Linked DNA regions of Homo sapiens: region 2 is linked to region 1. Evidence: read pairs that join two places in POLR2A ChIA-PET (ENCODE). Cell type or tissue: Panc1. All regions are shown on one strand.

Region 1 (8,000 bases):
GCATGGTGGCACATGCCTGTAATCCCAGCTACTCGGGAGGCCGAGGCAGGAGAATTGCTTGAACCCTGGAGGCAGAGGTTGCAGTGAGCTGAGGTCATGCCATTGCACTCTAGCCTGGGCAACAAGAGTGAAACTCCGTCTCAAAAAAAAAAAAATTTTGAGTTAAATGAATTTTGAGGATTATATATAATGAGGTTTAATGTATCCATTCTATTTCTATTGTTCATTATTAGAAATAACAGATACCTCTAAGTTTCCTGAGGGCAGAGAAGGCCTCTGGCCAAAAATGTGAAAATTATCTAGTATCCAGTATATAATATCAGGAAAGAGGGAGAATGGAATCAAGAAATATTTAATAGTAGTGATGACAGATGTCTTGGCTGTGGCTAAAATTTGCTTCTCAGTAGAGAGGCATATGGCAATCTTACTGGCCCAACTACACAAGGCTACAGTTAGGCCACGGAGGGGAGAAGAAGGCAGCCTTAAAAGGTTCCTGGATTAGGCGTCCACGTTTAAGTTAGGCCCAAGGAACATTCATTCCATTTGAAGACTGCCCTATCTGTCTTGAGCATGTACCACCATTTTTTTCCTTTTGGTGGACCATGTGTATATACATATATGTGTGTGTGGAAATTTTTTTTCCATTTTTTTACAAATGGAAAATATATATATTTTTAAATCTAACCTTCCTAATCTTTTTAATTTTATTTTATTTTATTTGAGATGGAGTTTCGCTCTTGTTACCCAGGCTGGAGTGCAATGGCGCAATCTCGGCTCACTGCAACCTCCGCCTCCCAAGTTCAAGTGAGTCTCCTGCCTCAGCTTCCCGAGTAGCTGGGATTACAGGCACCTGCCACCACGCCCAGCTAATTTTTTGTATTTTTAGTAGAGATGGGGTTTCTCCATGTTGGTCAGGCTGGTCTCGAACTCCTGACTTCAGGTGATCCCCTTGCCTCGGCCTCCCAAAGTGCCAGGATTACAGGCGTGAGCCACCGCGCCCAGCCTAACCTTCCTAATCTTTTATCACTTCTCTTCTCTGTACTTCTTCTTCCCTTTTTCCTATCTACTATAGGAATTAGCTACTATATATTATCTACTATATATATATTATCTACTATAATTCCATCTTTTTACATTTTCTTCTTCAAATTGTTGGTGCAGTTGCCAATACCATAGTAAGCATTTTGTACCCACCCAAGTGACTTTAGGATCTGGCTGATTTTATTCTCCATTTTGCCACTCATCAATGTTCCCAGGATCTTTCAACATCTGAGCTGTTGCTCCTTTAGACTCCTCGATTTCACAGGACTCTGTAACTTTCTTGATTTCCTGTACTTCCCTCTCTATCTGTCTTGGTTTGGAATGTGAAGAGGCCGGATCTGATTAGCACCAGGGCTTCTAAACTTCTGAGATCTCTTTACTCAGCATTCCCCTTCTATGACCCAATTGCTTTACCTATTTTCTCCCAAGCAAACCTGCCACAAGTTGCTAGAACTGCCCTGTGCAACGAGTCAGCCCCTGTCATTTTACACGCTGTCTGCTGGCTCCACAGGACTCTATCCAGCCTTAGATTCCAAGCTCCACTGCTTTGCGCTGCCCTTGCCAGCTTCCCGGCCTTCCTCAGTCCCTGATGCCTGCTCTGTCCACTGTATCAGTCTCTTCCCGGAGGTCTCCCGGCCTATTCTTGAGAGACAGTTGGTCCACATTGTGTCCAGAGATGGGAGAGGCTAATGGAAGAGGCTTATTCCCTTGTTAATGGAATTTTTTGCTGCAAGAAACAGAAAAATACCAATTTAAATTGTTTTTTATCTTTATTATCTTTATTTATTTATTTATTTGGACAGAGTCTTGCTCTGTCTCCAGGCTGGACTGCAATGGTGCAATCTGGGCTCACTGCGACCTCTGCCTCCCAGGTTCAAGCGATTCTCCTGCCTCAGCCTCCTGAGTAGCTGGGACTACAGGCATGCTCCACCATGCCCGGCCAATTTTTGTATTTTTAGTAGAGATGGGGTTTCACCATGTTGGCCAAGCTGATCTCGAACTCTTGACCTCAGGTGATCCGCCTGCTTTGGCCTCCCACAGTGCTGAGATTACAGGTGTGAGCCACTGTGTCCAGCCTAAATTGGTTTTTGAAATGTGAAATTTGGCCGGGTGCAGTGGCTCATGCCTATAATCCCAGCGCTTTGGGAGGCCAAGGCGGGCAGATCACAAGGTCAGGAGTCTGAGACCAGCCTGGCCAACATGGTGAAATCCCATCTCTACTAAAAATACAAAAATTTCTGGGCGTGGTGGCGGGCGCCTGTAGTCCCAGCTACTCGGGAGGCTGAGGCAGGAGAATCGCTTGAACCCGGGAGGTGGAGGTTGCAGTGAACCGAGATCGCACCACTGCACTCCAGCCTGGGAGACAGAGCAAGACTCTGTCTCAATCAATCAATCAATCAATCAATAAAATGGGAAATTTGTTAATTCATATAACGAGGTAGGGCAGCCTCCATGTGCAGCATATCAGGGTTCTGTATCCTTCTTTCTGTGATTCTCTTTGTTCTGCCCTCATTAATGATGACTGTCATCCTCAGGCTGGCAACAAAACGACCACAGTATTTCCCAATATCACATTCAGACACAACCACGTCTAGAGAAGCAGAGAGGCCTTTTCTTTTCTCCCACAAATATAGAACACCTTTCTACAGTTGATCTCAGCCGAAAGGCAGAGAAGAAATCTAGAACATCTTTCTCACAAGTCCTCATAGATGCTGCTTTCACATCTCATTGGTCAGAAACAGGTAATGTGCCCATCTCTAAACAAATCACAGACAATGGAATGGGATCACTGGTATTTCTTTATTATTCATTTTTAAATTTTATTCTTTATTTATTTCTTTTTCTTTTCTTTTTTTTTTTTTGAGAGAGAGTTTCACTCTTGTTGCCCAGGCTGGAATGCAATGGCACGATCTCGGCTCACTGCAACCTCTGCCTTCCAGGTTCAAACGATTCTCCTGTCTCAGCCTCCCAAGTAGCTGGGATTACAGGCATGTGCCACCATGCCTGGCTAATTTTGTATTTTTAGTAGAGACGGGGTTTCTCCATGTTGGTCAGGCTGGTCTCAAACTCCCAACCTCAGGTGATCTGCCCACCTCAGCCTCCCAAAGTGCTGGGATTATAGGCATGAGCCACTGCACCTGGCCTATTCTTTATTTCTTTTAGAGACAGCGTCATTCTGTCTCTCACCCAGCCTGGAGTGCAGTGGAATAATCATAGCTCACTGCGGCCTTGAACTCCTGGCTCAAGCAATCCTCCTGCCCCAGCCTCCCAAGTAGTTGGAACTACAGGTGTGCTAATTTTTTAAAATTTCTGTAGAGATGGGCAGGGAGCACTCTCACTATATTGCCCAGGCTGGTCTTGAACTCCAGGCCTCAAGCAATCCTCTCACCTCGGCTTCTCAAAGTGCTGGGATTACAGGCATGAGCACACCGTGCCCAGAGATTTATTTAGATCAGTCAGGATTTGCCTCCGGATCTGAGACTTGTGTGGGAGGCTTATACTTGAACAACAAAATTGGACTTCTGCAGGCAATAAAGAAGGAGATTAAGGATGTTGAGTAGGTAATCAGCAGTATCTGCTATAGTGTGAAATGGTGGACCATTGAGAGGAAGACTTTATAAACACTTTTCAGCTTGAAGGTCGCTAATTTAACCATTAACGGTCTCTTCTTGTAAATTTGACCATGGGAAGTTCTTTTGTTAGTTTGTCGGTTGTTTTTTCAGGGGAGATGGTGAGGATGGGGGAGATTCTTTTTAATTTCTAACTCCTGGCCGGGTGCAATGGCTCACGCCTGGAATCCCAGCACTTTGGGAGGCCGAGGTGGGCGGATCACAAGGTCAGGAGTTTGAGACCATCCTGACGAACATGAAACCACGTCTCTACTAAAAATAAAAAATTAGCTGGGTGCGGTGGCTCACGCCTGGAATCCCAGCACTTTGGGAAGCCGAGGCGGGCGAATCACTTGAGGTCAGGAGTTCAAGACCAGCCTGACCAACATGGTGAAACCACATCTCTACTAAAAATACAAAAATTAGCCAGGCATGGTGGCGGGTGCCTGTAATCCCAGCTACTCGGGAGGCTGAGGCAGGAGAATCACTGAACCTGGGAGGTGGAGGTTGCAGTGAGCCAAGATCTCACCACTGTACTCCAGCCTGGGCGACAAAGTTAGATTCCATCTCAAAAAAAAAAAAAAAAAAAAAAGTAACTCCTGGATTATCCATTTTTGTTTGACATCCCCAGAATATACTTTCTCCATCTATGTTGAACATATCCAACCTTAGCCTTGCATCTGAAAAAAGGTCCTCTGCTCACCTGCTCTTTTCACCCTAACTACTCCCTCTCTCCTATGCTTCTTCCCATCTCGCTCTAATCCCATGGCTCTGCTTGCGCCATTTAGGGGAACACAGAAATCGTTAACCTCAACCTGCTGTCGGCATCATAAACTGACCTGACCATAACTACATCAGTCTTTTGTCTTGTTCTTCCTTCTCCTTGAAAGCTGTCTGTTTCCAGACATCCTGAGGAGTTTCCACAGAGTAAATACTCAAAAGTGTTTACTGAATAAATGCATTTATTCTGTCCCTTCTCCAGCCTTTTTCAACCTCCACCTTTGTGTGGGCGCAAGGAATTTTTACATGTATTTTTGGTCCCCCTTGCTCAGTCTTCAAACAATGGTCTGCAGACATTTGTTTTCTATTTTTTAACAGCTTTATCGAGACATAATTTATATAGCTCAGTATATACCATAACATTTACCTGTTTTTAAGTGCACAAATCAATTCAGTGAATTTATAGAATTGTGAAAACAAGACACAATCCAGTTTTAAAGTGTTTGCATCAACCTCCAAAAAATCATCTCCCATCCCCAGCCCCAGGCAGCCATAATCAATTCCCATCCCCAGACCCAGGCAGCCATAATCAATTCCCATCCTCAGCCCCAGGCAGCCATAATCAATTCCCATCCCCAGCCCCAGGCAGCCATAATCAATTCCCATCCCCAGCCCCAGGCAGCCATAATCAATTCCCATCCGCAGCCCCAGGCAGCCATAATCAATTCCCATCCCCAGCCCCAGGCAGCCATAATCAATTCCCATCCGCAGCCCCAGGCAGCCATAATCAATTCCCATCCCCCGCCCCAGGCAGCCATAATCAATTCCCATCCCCAGCCCCAGGCAGCCATAATCAATTCTCATCCCCAGCCCCAGGCAGCCATAATCAATTCCCATCCGCAGCCCCAGGCAGCCCTCATCTGCTTTCTGTCTCTATAGAGCTGCTTTAAAAAAAAATATTTCATGGCCGGGTGCAGTGGCTCATGCCCGTAATCCCAGCACCTTGGGAGGCCAAGGCGGGTGGATCACCTGAGGTCAGGAGTTTGAGACCAGCCTGGCCAACATGGCGAAACCTCATCTCTACTAAAAATACAAAAATTAGCCAGGCGTGGTGGCGGGCGCCTGCAGTCCCAGCTACTGGAGAGGCTGAGGCAGGAGAATCGCTTGAATCTGGGAGGCAGAGGTTGCAGTGAGCCAAGATCACATCACTACACTCCAGCCCGGGCAACAGAGTGAGTCTCCATCTCAAAAAAAAAAAAAAAAGAAAAGAAAAATCTTGTGGGGAATGCCTTTCTACGTATGACAAAAGGTGCAGATGTGTAGAGAAAAATATTCATAAATTTTACCACATTAAACAATTCTACCAGGAAAAAATATCAAATTTTTTTAAATGACAAGGTGGAAATATTTGCAACTTATTTCATAGACTAAGGACTAATTTCCTTGATAAACAACTTTTATAAATCTGTAAGAAAAAGACCAGCAACCCAATAAAAAAATGAACAAAGGACTTAAGTTATTTCATAAAAAATGGGTCTTGGCCGTGTGCGGTGGCTCACGCCTGTAATCCTAGCACTTTGGGAGGCCGAGGTGGGCGGATCATGAGGTCAAGAAATCAAGACCATCCTGGCCAACATGGTGAAGCCCTGTCTCTACTAAAAATACAAAAATTAGCCTGGCATGGTGGTGCATGCCTGTAGTCCCAGCTACTCAGGAGGCTGAGGTGGGAGAATTGCTTGAACCCAGGAGGGCTGCAGTGAGCTGAGAGGTTGCAGTGAGGTTGCAGTGAGCTGAGATCGCACCACTGCACTCTGGCCTGGCGACAGAGCGAGACTCAGTCTAAAAAAAAAAAAAAAATGGTTCTTAAATATATGATACTCAGACCCCCTCAAAATAAGAGAAATGCAAATCAAAACTATAAGATACCATTTTTATATTAGAATATTGGCAAAACTCAAAAAGTTTGATAACATTCTCCATTGATGAGTATATGGGGGAAATGGGTACTCAAATGTATTGCTGATAGTTTAAGTTGGTACAACCTTCGTGGTAAGTACTACGCATTGGTAAAATGCACTCCAACCTCATCTCCTACCATTTCTTCTCTTGCACAATTTGTATTAGCCACATTGGCCTCCTGCTCCTCCTCAAACATGCAAGGCACACTCCAGCCCCAGGGCTAATACACTTACCTTTCCCCGCTAATCCTGAAATGCATACCAATTTTTCCTTGCCTCCTTCAGGCCTTTGCTCATCATGTGATCTAAAACAGTGGCTCCCATCCCCTCTATCATTCTCCTTTTCATCCCATTTTGAGCACTTACCATCTGATGACACTATTCTATGCATTTATGTCTCTGCTCTCCAACTGTAAACCCAGGACTTTGCTGTATATACTGCTGTAACCCCAAACTCCAGAACAGTACAGGCTTAGAATGTAGTAAGTGCTTATTAACTACAAATAATGAATGAATGAACGTCTATTGGTGACAACTTAGTATCTATTAAAACTTAGAATGCACATACTTAGTAATTCCCCTTTAGGCATTTATCTAATAGATATCCTTGCATATGTGCAAAACAGAGAATGTACAAGGTTATTTGTTGTAGCACTGTTTGTAGTCATGAAAGGAGAAAACAACCCAAGGATAAATTTTTTTTTTTTTTTTTGAGACAGAGTTTCACTCTTGTTGCCCAGGCTGGAGTGCAATAATGGCATGACCTCGGCTCACCACAACCTCCACCTCCCGGGTTCAAGCGATTCTCCTGCCTCAGCCTCCGGAGTAGCTGGGATTACAGGCATGCACCACCACACCCGGCTAATTTTGTATTTTTAGTAGAGACGGGGTTTCTTCATGTTGGTCAGGCTGGTCTTGAACTCCCAACCTCACGTGATCTGCCCGCCTCAGCCTCTCAAAGTGCTGGGATTACAGGCATGAGCCACTGCGCCCAGCAACCCAAGGACAAATTTTAAAATAAGTTACCTATAGCCAGGCACAGTGGCTCACATCTGTAATCCTAGCACTTTGGTAGGCTGAGGTGGGTGGATCACTTGAGCCCAGGAGTTCCAGACAAGCCTAGGCAACATGGTGAAACCCTGTCTCTACAAAAAATACAAAAATTAGCCAGGTGTGGTGGTGGGCACCTGTACTCACAGCTACTTGGGAGGCTGAGAGGGGAGGCTCACTTGAGCCCAGGAGGTTGAGGCTTTGGTGAGCTGTGATCATGCCACTGCACTCCAGCCTGGGTGACAGAGTGAGACCCTGTCTCAAATAAAAAATAAACTACCTATATCTATACAATAAAGAATAAAGGAATACTATGTAGATATGGAAAGATCTCTAATTCAGAAAATTATTTGGCTCCCTTTGGCTACTGTATGTATGAGATCTGACTATTTCAAAACTCTGGTGATATCACTACAAGAATGAGCTCCCTTTTAATGAAGTGCTTAATGGTAAGGAGAGTGGAAGTGAACAGGTAGAAACACTGAGTAATTATTTTCAGTTTTATTTAATAAACATCAATTTCCTTGTAGAAAACATAGAATTTCTACCAACTAAACAATATTGTAATAAGGATAAATGTATCAAATCACAGATAATGTTGTTAAACGAAGATGCTGTCTTG
Region 2 (8,000 bases), 66 kb before region 1:
CCGGTCGCTCGCGCCTCGAGAGGCGCCGCAGGGAGCCCTCTGCCGGTCCCGCCCTTCGCTGTTAGCGCTTAGGATCTGGTGCCTTTTCACGTGGGGGCGGGTGGGCGGGAGGCGAGTCTGGGGTCTTCGGGCCGGGCCTCCGCTCTCTGGCAGTTTGCACCTTGCTCCACTCACTGGCCTGCGGTCTGTGTTCACTCCTCCTCCTCTCCCACGTCTCAGGAACCTGCAGCTGGCCCCCGAGCCCGCGCCCTCCCGGTTCTAGGAATTCACCACTTTCTTGCCTTTGTTTGGGTATCTTTTGTTTGGAGCCAGAGCCGGCTCCAAGGAGGAGCTGCCGGAGGGTGCTAGGCTTTTTGCAGAGGAAGTGAGGAGCAGAGTGATAGGGCGTGAAGTCAGAGGGAGCAGAGAAGGGGCCGAATCCAGCGGGGCCCGGATCATGCAGGGCCCGGAGCCTGTGGTGAGGACTCCGGGATTTATATTCACCAATTATGAGAAAGGACTTCTCGGCCGGGCGCGGTGGCTCACACCTGTAATCCCAGCACTTTGGGAGGCTGAGGCCGGCGGATCGCCTAAGGTCAGGAGTTCGGGACCACCCTGGACAACATGGTGAAACTTTGTCTCTACTAAAAATACAAAAATTAGCCAGGCGTGGTGGTACATGCCTGCAATCCCAGATACTTGGGAGGCTGAGGCAGGAGAATCGCTTGAACCCAGGAGGCGGAGGTTGCCGTGAGCCGAGATCGTGCCACTGTACTCCAGCCTGGGCAACAAGAGCGAAACTCCGTCAAAAAAAAAAAGAAGAAGAAGAAGAAGAAGAAAAGAAAAAAGCAAAGAAAGAAAAGAAAGAGGACTTATCAATGACCACAAATGACTAAGTCCTCAACCTCTCCAACAGCTCTAGAGCAAATGACACTTTAGCCTGTGCTGAGCCCCTACAAGGTGCTAGACCAAGTATTCTTGGGGATATATACAAATGTGAACAAGCCAGAGACCCTGCCTGGCAGGACTCACTGTCCAGGGGGAAGGCAAAACTGCAAAGATGAGCTGGGACGCCCCATGGGAAACGCTGGACAGAGTCAGCCACAAAGCCATCCCCTTGCAGCCTCCTCCTTGGCATGGCCTTATTTTCCTTGTTGGATCCCTAGTGTCCTACCCCATGCCAGGTCCCACCCCAGGAGGGTCCAGTTCACACTTCCAGAAAGTTTGGGCTGCACTGTCCCAGCGGCTGTGCCCTTCGTGCTCTCCCGCTCCCAGGACTCTCCCAGCACCGCGTGCCCATTTTCCCCAAGGTCCTTTCGGCCCTGGACCAGACCATGGTTAGTTATGGGTGCCCCTTCCCCTCGCTGTCCCACTCCACGCCCTGGCACTGATAGGACACTTCCATGTTATCTTTGCACCACCTGGACTCTTTGATCATATGTTGATACTGTCGGTGTTTCAGGACAGGAAGAGGCAGTGTCCCCACAGAGGTCAGTCACCGGAGTCAGTGGCTGCGGGAGGCCATGGGCAGCAGGGAGCTAGAGGAGCTGATCTCAGGATTGGAGACCGCCACCTCCTCCAGGAGGAGAAACACGCGGGGAAGAGCCCCCAGCCCCACCCCACCCCCGCACTGCCTTCAGCCTCTGCATTGACCCCTCCGCTTTTCCAGGATGGGCATCATGAGGCGTTGAGTGGTACCAATGTGGGCGGTGGGCTCTCCTCTTTCCGGTTTTAATTCTTGGTTCTTAAAAACTCCGTTCCAAATGAGGGAAATGAAACTACTGAACACTCTCCCCCAGCAGCCAGCTGACGTGGGGCAAGAGAACAATTCCCAGTTAAGGCCCCAAAGGAAATCCCCTCCCTGCCATGTGCTGAGGCTGGAGAAGTGGGGGCTGGAGAACTGGAGAAGTGGGGGCTAGGAGAAGTGGAGGCTGGAGAAGTCGGGGCTAGGAGAACTGGGGGCTGGAGAACTGGGGGCTGGAAAGGGGGGGCTGGGAGAAGTGGGGGCTGGAGAACTGGGGTCTGGAGAAGTGGGGGCTGAAGAAGTGGAGGCTGGAGAAGTGGGGACTGGGAGAAGTGGGGGCTAGAGAAGTGGGGGCTGGGAGAAGTGGGGACTGGGAGAAGTGGGGGCTAGAGAAGTGGGGGCTGGGAGAAGTGGGGTCTGGAGAAGTGGGGGCTAGAGAAGTGGAGGCTGGAGAAGTGGGGGCTGGAGAAGTGGGGGCTGGGAGAAGTTGGGGAGGCTCTATCTAGCTCACTGCTCCGCCACCAAGGTGAAGGGCCTGTCTGTGGCCAGCGGCTGAGAGCCCACAGCACAGCGGAGAACCCCAGAGGCAGGAGCAAGAGGACCATGATTTTGCCCGGGGTGAGCCGCCAGTTCCAGGTCCCCATGGCTCCACTGCTAGGTGCAATCCCTGTGCTCCTCTCTCACAGACCTGTCTGGAGTGGGGAGCAGCCCTGGCTCCTCCCATGGCTCCCTTGCACACCGAGTTGTGTCCCCTCTCACAGGCCAGCTGTAGCCCCCTCCCCTGGTCTTGAATAGGTTGCCATCTGGAAAAGCAGTCAGGGGTCGGGGTGGAGGGCAGAAGCCAAGGCTCCCTTTGATCTCCTTGGGAGGCTGAGAAGTCCCACAAGTGACAAACTCTTATGAAGCTTAGTTTAAGAAAGAAAAGAGATCCCCACACCCTCAGAGGGCAACAGCTAGAGAATTATACAAAGTGGGTTGACCGCCATCATTCCTTCCTTCCCTCTCTTCGTTTCTTTCCTCCTTCTTTCTTTTTTGTGGAGATGGAGTTTCGCTCTTATTGCCCAGGCTGGAGTGTAATGGCACGATCTCAGCTCACTGCAACTGCCACCTCCCGGGTTCCAGCAATTCTCCTGCCTCAACCTCCTGAGTAGTTGGGACTACAGGAATGCACCACCACGCCCAGCTAATTTTTTGTATTTTTAGTAGAGATGGGGTTTCACTATGTTGGCCAGGATGGTCTTGAATGCCTGACCTCAGGTGATCCACCCACCTTGGCCTCCCAAAGTGCTGGGATGACAGGCGTGAGCCACTGCGCCCGGCCTCCTCCTCCTTTCTTTGAGCAAATAGTCACCAAGCCCCTTTATGTGCATAAGATAGTATATTTTTTGGAATAACACATGACCCTGCCTCCAAAAGTTTGTAGTGGGCCAGGCATGGTGGCTCACGCCTGTAATCCCAGCACTTTGGGAGGCTGAAGCGGGCGGATCACCTGAGGTCAGGAGTTCAAGACCAGCCTGGCCAACATGGTGAAACCCCGTCTCTACTAAAAATACAAAAAATTAGCTGGAAGTGGTGGCGGGCGCCTGTAATCTCAGCTACTTGGGAGGCTGAGGCAGGAGAATTGCTTGAACCCAGGAGGCGGAGGTTGCAGTGAGCCGAGATGGCACCATTGCACTCCAGCCTGGGCAACGGGAGTGAAACTCTGTCTCAAAAGAAAAAAAAAGTCTGTAGTGTAGTTGTGGAAAAAAGGCAGAAGTCCAAAAAATTAAATCACAACACAAGAGATGTCATGAGGTCGGTGGATTATGGGAACGCTGGCACCATGTGTTCACAGGACAAGGTGGCAATTGCAGTGGGGAAGGCTTCATGGAGGAGGGGAGTCCAAGCCATGCCTTTGGGATGGGGAGGGTTGGGGTAGGCAGAAGAGGCCATTCCAAACAAGGGAACCCTCTGCCAGAGAGAGTAGAGAGTGGGGAGCGTTTGTTCTGTGTTTGGGAAAATCGTGATCAGCCCGGGCTGGGTGAACCCACCTGCAGGCCATGTGTGCAGTGATCATGAAGCATGGGCGGTAGTCGTGAAGAGAGGCTGGAGGCAGCTCAGGCCGAATGGACTTTCTCCTCCAGCCGGGAGCCGCCTGGGTTCTTGCTTTCACTTCGGATCAGAGACGCTGCTGCGCTGCTTGACACTAGACTTGCTTTATTCCTGTTGAGTGGAATACAGCAAACACCCCAATAGGTGGAGCAGGCTCAAAGCAAGAGGCACATGGCCCCCCAGAAATTCTCATGATCCTGTGGAGGGGTGAGCTTGGTCAGGGCAACCAGGCCTGGATGCACCAGGGTTGCATCTGAGAGGAAGCACCCTGGTCTCCTCTGCCTCGAAAAGCATAGTGAGGGGGGAGCCCAACCAAGTTGGAGGATGCTGAGCTGTGCAGTCGGGCTTCCAGCCGTGCTGGCACGTTCTCCTTTCAGCTGAAATCTGCATTGGTTTCAGCTGGACGTCCAGGCTTCCACCCACTGAGGCAGCGTGCTGCTAGCCTAGGGGAGGGCTGCTGGTGTTGCCAACCAACTGGCTTGTCTCTACACATCCATCAAGAGCACTGGGGCCGGGTGCAGTGGCTCACACCTGTAATTCCAGCACTTTGGGAGGCCAAGGTAGGCAGATTGCTTGAGCCCAGGAGTTTGAGATCAGCCTGGACAACATGGTGAGACCCCTGTCTCTACCAAAAATACAAAAGACATGGTGGTGTGTGCCTGTGGTCCCAGCTACTGAGGAGGCTGAGGTAGGAGGATCACCTGATCCCAAAGGTCGAGGCTGCAGTGAGCCTTGATTGCGTCACTGAACTCCAGCCTGGGCAACAGAGTGAGACCCTGTCTCAAAAAAAAAAAAAAAAAAAAAAAAAAAGAAAGAAAAAGAATTAAAAAGAAAAAAAAAAGACCATTGGTTTACTAGATTTTTTTTTTAGGGGTAGCAGCTGCCTTTCTCAAAAGAAATTCTATAGAGAATCTCCCAATGTATAAAACATATCAAAGTAGAATTCTTGGGATGTGGAGGGAATGGGGTACCTGGATCCCACCTGCCAGTCTTTAGGCATTCATGAGGAACCCTTGAACCTGCTGAACCCTGTAAAAGGGCTTTAAGCAGAGAGTGAGATGACCCAATACACATTTTAGAAAGATGCCCGTGGCAGCTAGGTGGAGTTGACATTGGACAGGGATGAGATTAGGGGCAGGGAGCGAGTTTCAGGAGGCTATGAAAGTGGTCCAGACATGAGCTGATGAGGTCTAGACCCAGGGCAACAGCCTAAGGATGAAAAGCAGGTTGGATTCCAGAAACATTTCTGAGTTAGAATCAGCAGGAATTGGGGGTCAATTAGATATGAAGGATGAAGTCTGTGAGGGCTGGACTGCCTGGGCTGAAACATACCGTAAAGTGTGACAGCCATACAGGAGAGAAACTGCTGGGACAAAGGATAAGAGTTGAGTTTGGGGCCAGGCACAGTGGCTCATGCCTGTAATCCCAGGACTCTGAGACTGAGGTGGGCGGATCACCTGAGGTCAGGAGTTTGAGACCACCCTGGCCAACATGGTGAAATCCCATCTCTACTAAAAACACAAAAATTAGCTGGGCGTGGTGGTGGGCGCCTGTAATTCCAGCTACTTGGGAGGTTGAGGCAGGAGAATCACTTGAACCTGGGAGGCAGAGGTTGCAGTGAGCTGAGATTGCGCCACTGCTCCAGCCTGGGTGACAGAGCAAGACTGTCTCAAAAAAAAAGAGAGAGAGTTGAGTTTGGGATACATCATGTTATGGTGACTCTGGGACATGTAGCAGTTGATTGACCAGTAGACAGTTAAAAATGCAAGTCTGGATCTTCTCTCGTGGAAGAGAATGTTGGAGCTAGAAATTAAAATTGGGGAGTTACCAACTGATTGGTAGACACAAAAGACATGAAGTAGAGAATGTGCATACAAGAGAGAAAGAGGCCTGAATCAAGCACCTGGGTTTGCAACAATTTGATCTTTATTTAGCTTTTTCATTGGTGTGATTGTTATTACCATTATGAGATAATATTTTATTTTTAAAATTATTTTTATTTTTTTAAAGACGGAGTCACACTCTATCACACAGGCTGAAGTGCAATGGCGTGATCTTGGCTCACTGCAGCCTCAACCTCCCTGTGCTCAGGTGATCCTCCCACCTCAGCCTCCCAAATAGCTGGGACTACAGGTGCGTGCCACCAGGTCTGGCTAAGTTTTAAATTTTTTGTACATATGGAGTCTCAGTATGTTGCCCAGGCTGGTCTTGCACTCAGGCGGTCCACCTGCCTTGGTCTGCCAAAATGCTAGGATTACAAGCCTGAGCCTCTGTGCCCGGCCATGAGTGAATATTGTAGAAAGCAGAGACAATGTGCCAGATGTTTGGAGTGAAAAGGACTTGGCTCCTGTTCTCTTAGGATGGACAATGCTACACACAATCCCAAATCACAGGCTATAAGAGAGGTGACCCAATCCTGCAGGACAGTTCAACGTTTCAGATTTGAAGGGGAGTGAGAGAGATCAGAACTGGAGGCCCCTTGTCTGAGCCCCCGACTATGGTGGTCCACGTCACTCCACACGCAGCAGGCACTGTAAATATTTCACCTTCTCTAGACGACAGTAGTTCCTCGAGAACAGGAGCGCTGGGGTAATGCATATGAAGCTCTTAGCACAGTGTCTGGCGCTGCTTCAATGATGGCTATATGATCAATTATTCTTACTCCTTTGAATTCTTGGCAAGAGCTGGCAGGGAACTTTGTACACATCAGGTACAAAAAAACCCATCCGCGCAGTCTAAGATCAAGAAGCTCTTGGCACTCTCTGACAGTCCTCGACAAAGCAATTCCCCTTCTTTCTAACACAGGGTCCGTAAAGGAGATGATCCACAAGGACCGGCTGAGTGGATAAGAAGACAGACTGGCTGAGCGGCTGACCCTGCCAGACGACAGGCTGTGCCTCTTTACCACGGTGCTGCCGTTCCCAAAGTCGGCCTCAGCTTGGTCCTTGGCTGGAAGCTCGTAGCAAAGTTTCTGGGTCAGCAGACCTCATAGGCAAGGGGCCCCTAGCTGGCCGCCCCCAGCCCTGCCAAGGCACCAACGCAAGAAAGCCGGGGGAGCCTCGGTCGCATTGCTGGAAGATCGTCTAAACATCCCCGCTGCTCGGCCGCTAGGCCGGCAGGTGTTCGGGCCCCGCTCCCCCGGCCCGCCCCACCCCCGCGCCCGCGCCGCGCTTCCCTCTAAGAGGCCGGGTCTGAGTGAGCCTGTGCTGAGTCGCCGAGCAGCCCGCTCTCCATGTGACTTCAGTTTCCGTCCGTTCCTTCCGCTGGTGCTAAAATAATCTGATGCCCCACAGCAAGGAGGTAGCCCAGCCCCGCGTTCGGCTGCTCTCGAGGAGGCCGGAGCCCCCGGAGACGATGCGCCCCGCGCAGCCGCCTGCGCCTGCGGGAGCCGTGAGTATTTCCCGCGTGGGGGCGTCCCCGGGGCACAGCCGGGGCCCTTCTCCAGGTGGGCGAGCTCGAGCGAGGTTGGGTGGTAGGAGGTCAGCGTCCGCGGCCCGCAGCTCAGGGCTCACGAGGAAGCTGTGGCTTGCTGCGTCCAAGCGCCGCCGCTTTTGTGCTGGGCGTGGGGGCTGCAGCTCTGGGTGGAGGTGGAAATACCTCCCTCCAGGAGCACTTAGAGCTGAGAAAGGTGGTGCGACGTAGTGGAAACCACGAGGGCTTCAGATTCAGACGTGGGTTTGAGTCCTGGCTCTGCAGGGAGCATGTGAGCAGACAGTTAAGGTTTCTGAGCCTCAGTTTTCTCATCTGCAAAATGGGAACAGAGATGCTCCCTCCCTGGGCTGGGCGACTGGATATGATGAGACCGCTCTGTGCACACTCAGCATGCTGAGCACTGGGCTCTCCTTTCCTGTCCCACAACGTGGATTGAGAACCACTATCTCATAGATGAAGACACTAAGACTGGTTAACAGCAACACCTATCACAGATGCCGTCCACGTGCCAGGCCTGTCCAAGGCCCTGGGGATACAGCTGTGAAAATGTGCAAAGCCCCTTCTCCCACAGAACGTTTGTCCTTGGGAGATTCACTGGGGCTCTGTGACTTGGATCTTAGCCTAGACTTAGATCCATGGCTTATCAGAGGGAGACTAACAGGAGGGCGACGAAGACTCGGACGCTCTTCCGTAGCCCTCGTGGCCCCTGCATGTGGGCCGGCTTCTGAAGGGGTCAGCGTACTTCCCCACGTAC

What was found. Peaks named below come from ENCODE experiments on the same cell type or tissue, not always from the same donor. Only the 100,000 strongest peaks of a DNase experiment are listed, where the experiment ranks them.
Region 2: POLR2A ChIA-PET joins it to region 1 with 10 read pairs; 9 of 35 experiments call an interaction of 5 or more read pairs at or near these places.

What each region holds. Positions count from the first base shown.
Region 1 is chr3:196,698,413-196,706,412 of GRCh38, forward strand. CEP19 (centrosomal protein 19) reads right to left here. Exons shown (of 3, transcript NM_032898.5): 3 at 7,865-8,000. Among named protein-coding and RNA genes, the nearest start is that of CEP19, 9.8 kb to the right of the region's middle. In Panc1, no CTCF peak of the experiment used is centred here; no DNase peak of the experiment used is centred here.
Region 2 is chr3:196,632,672-196,640,671 of GRCh38, forward strand. It overlaps NRROS (negative regulator of reactive oxygen species), which reads left to right and starts at 7,023. Exons shown (of 3, transcript NM_198565.3): 1 at 7,023-7,204. RefSeq lists enhancers at 1-338, 2,399-2,936, 7,660-7,779 and silencers at 6,660-7,089, 7,110-7,209. In Panc1, no CTCF peak of the experiment used is centred here; no DNase peak of the experiment used is centred here; H3K4me3 peaks cover 3,364 bases; H3K27ac peaks cover 4,430 bases.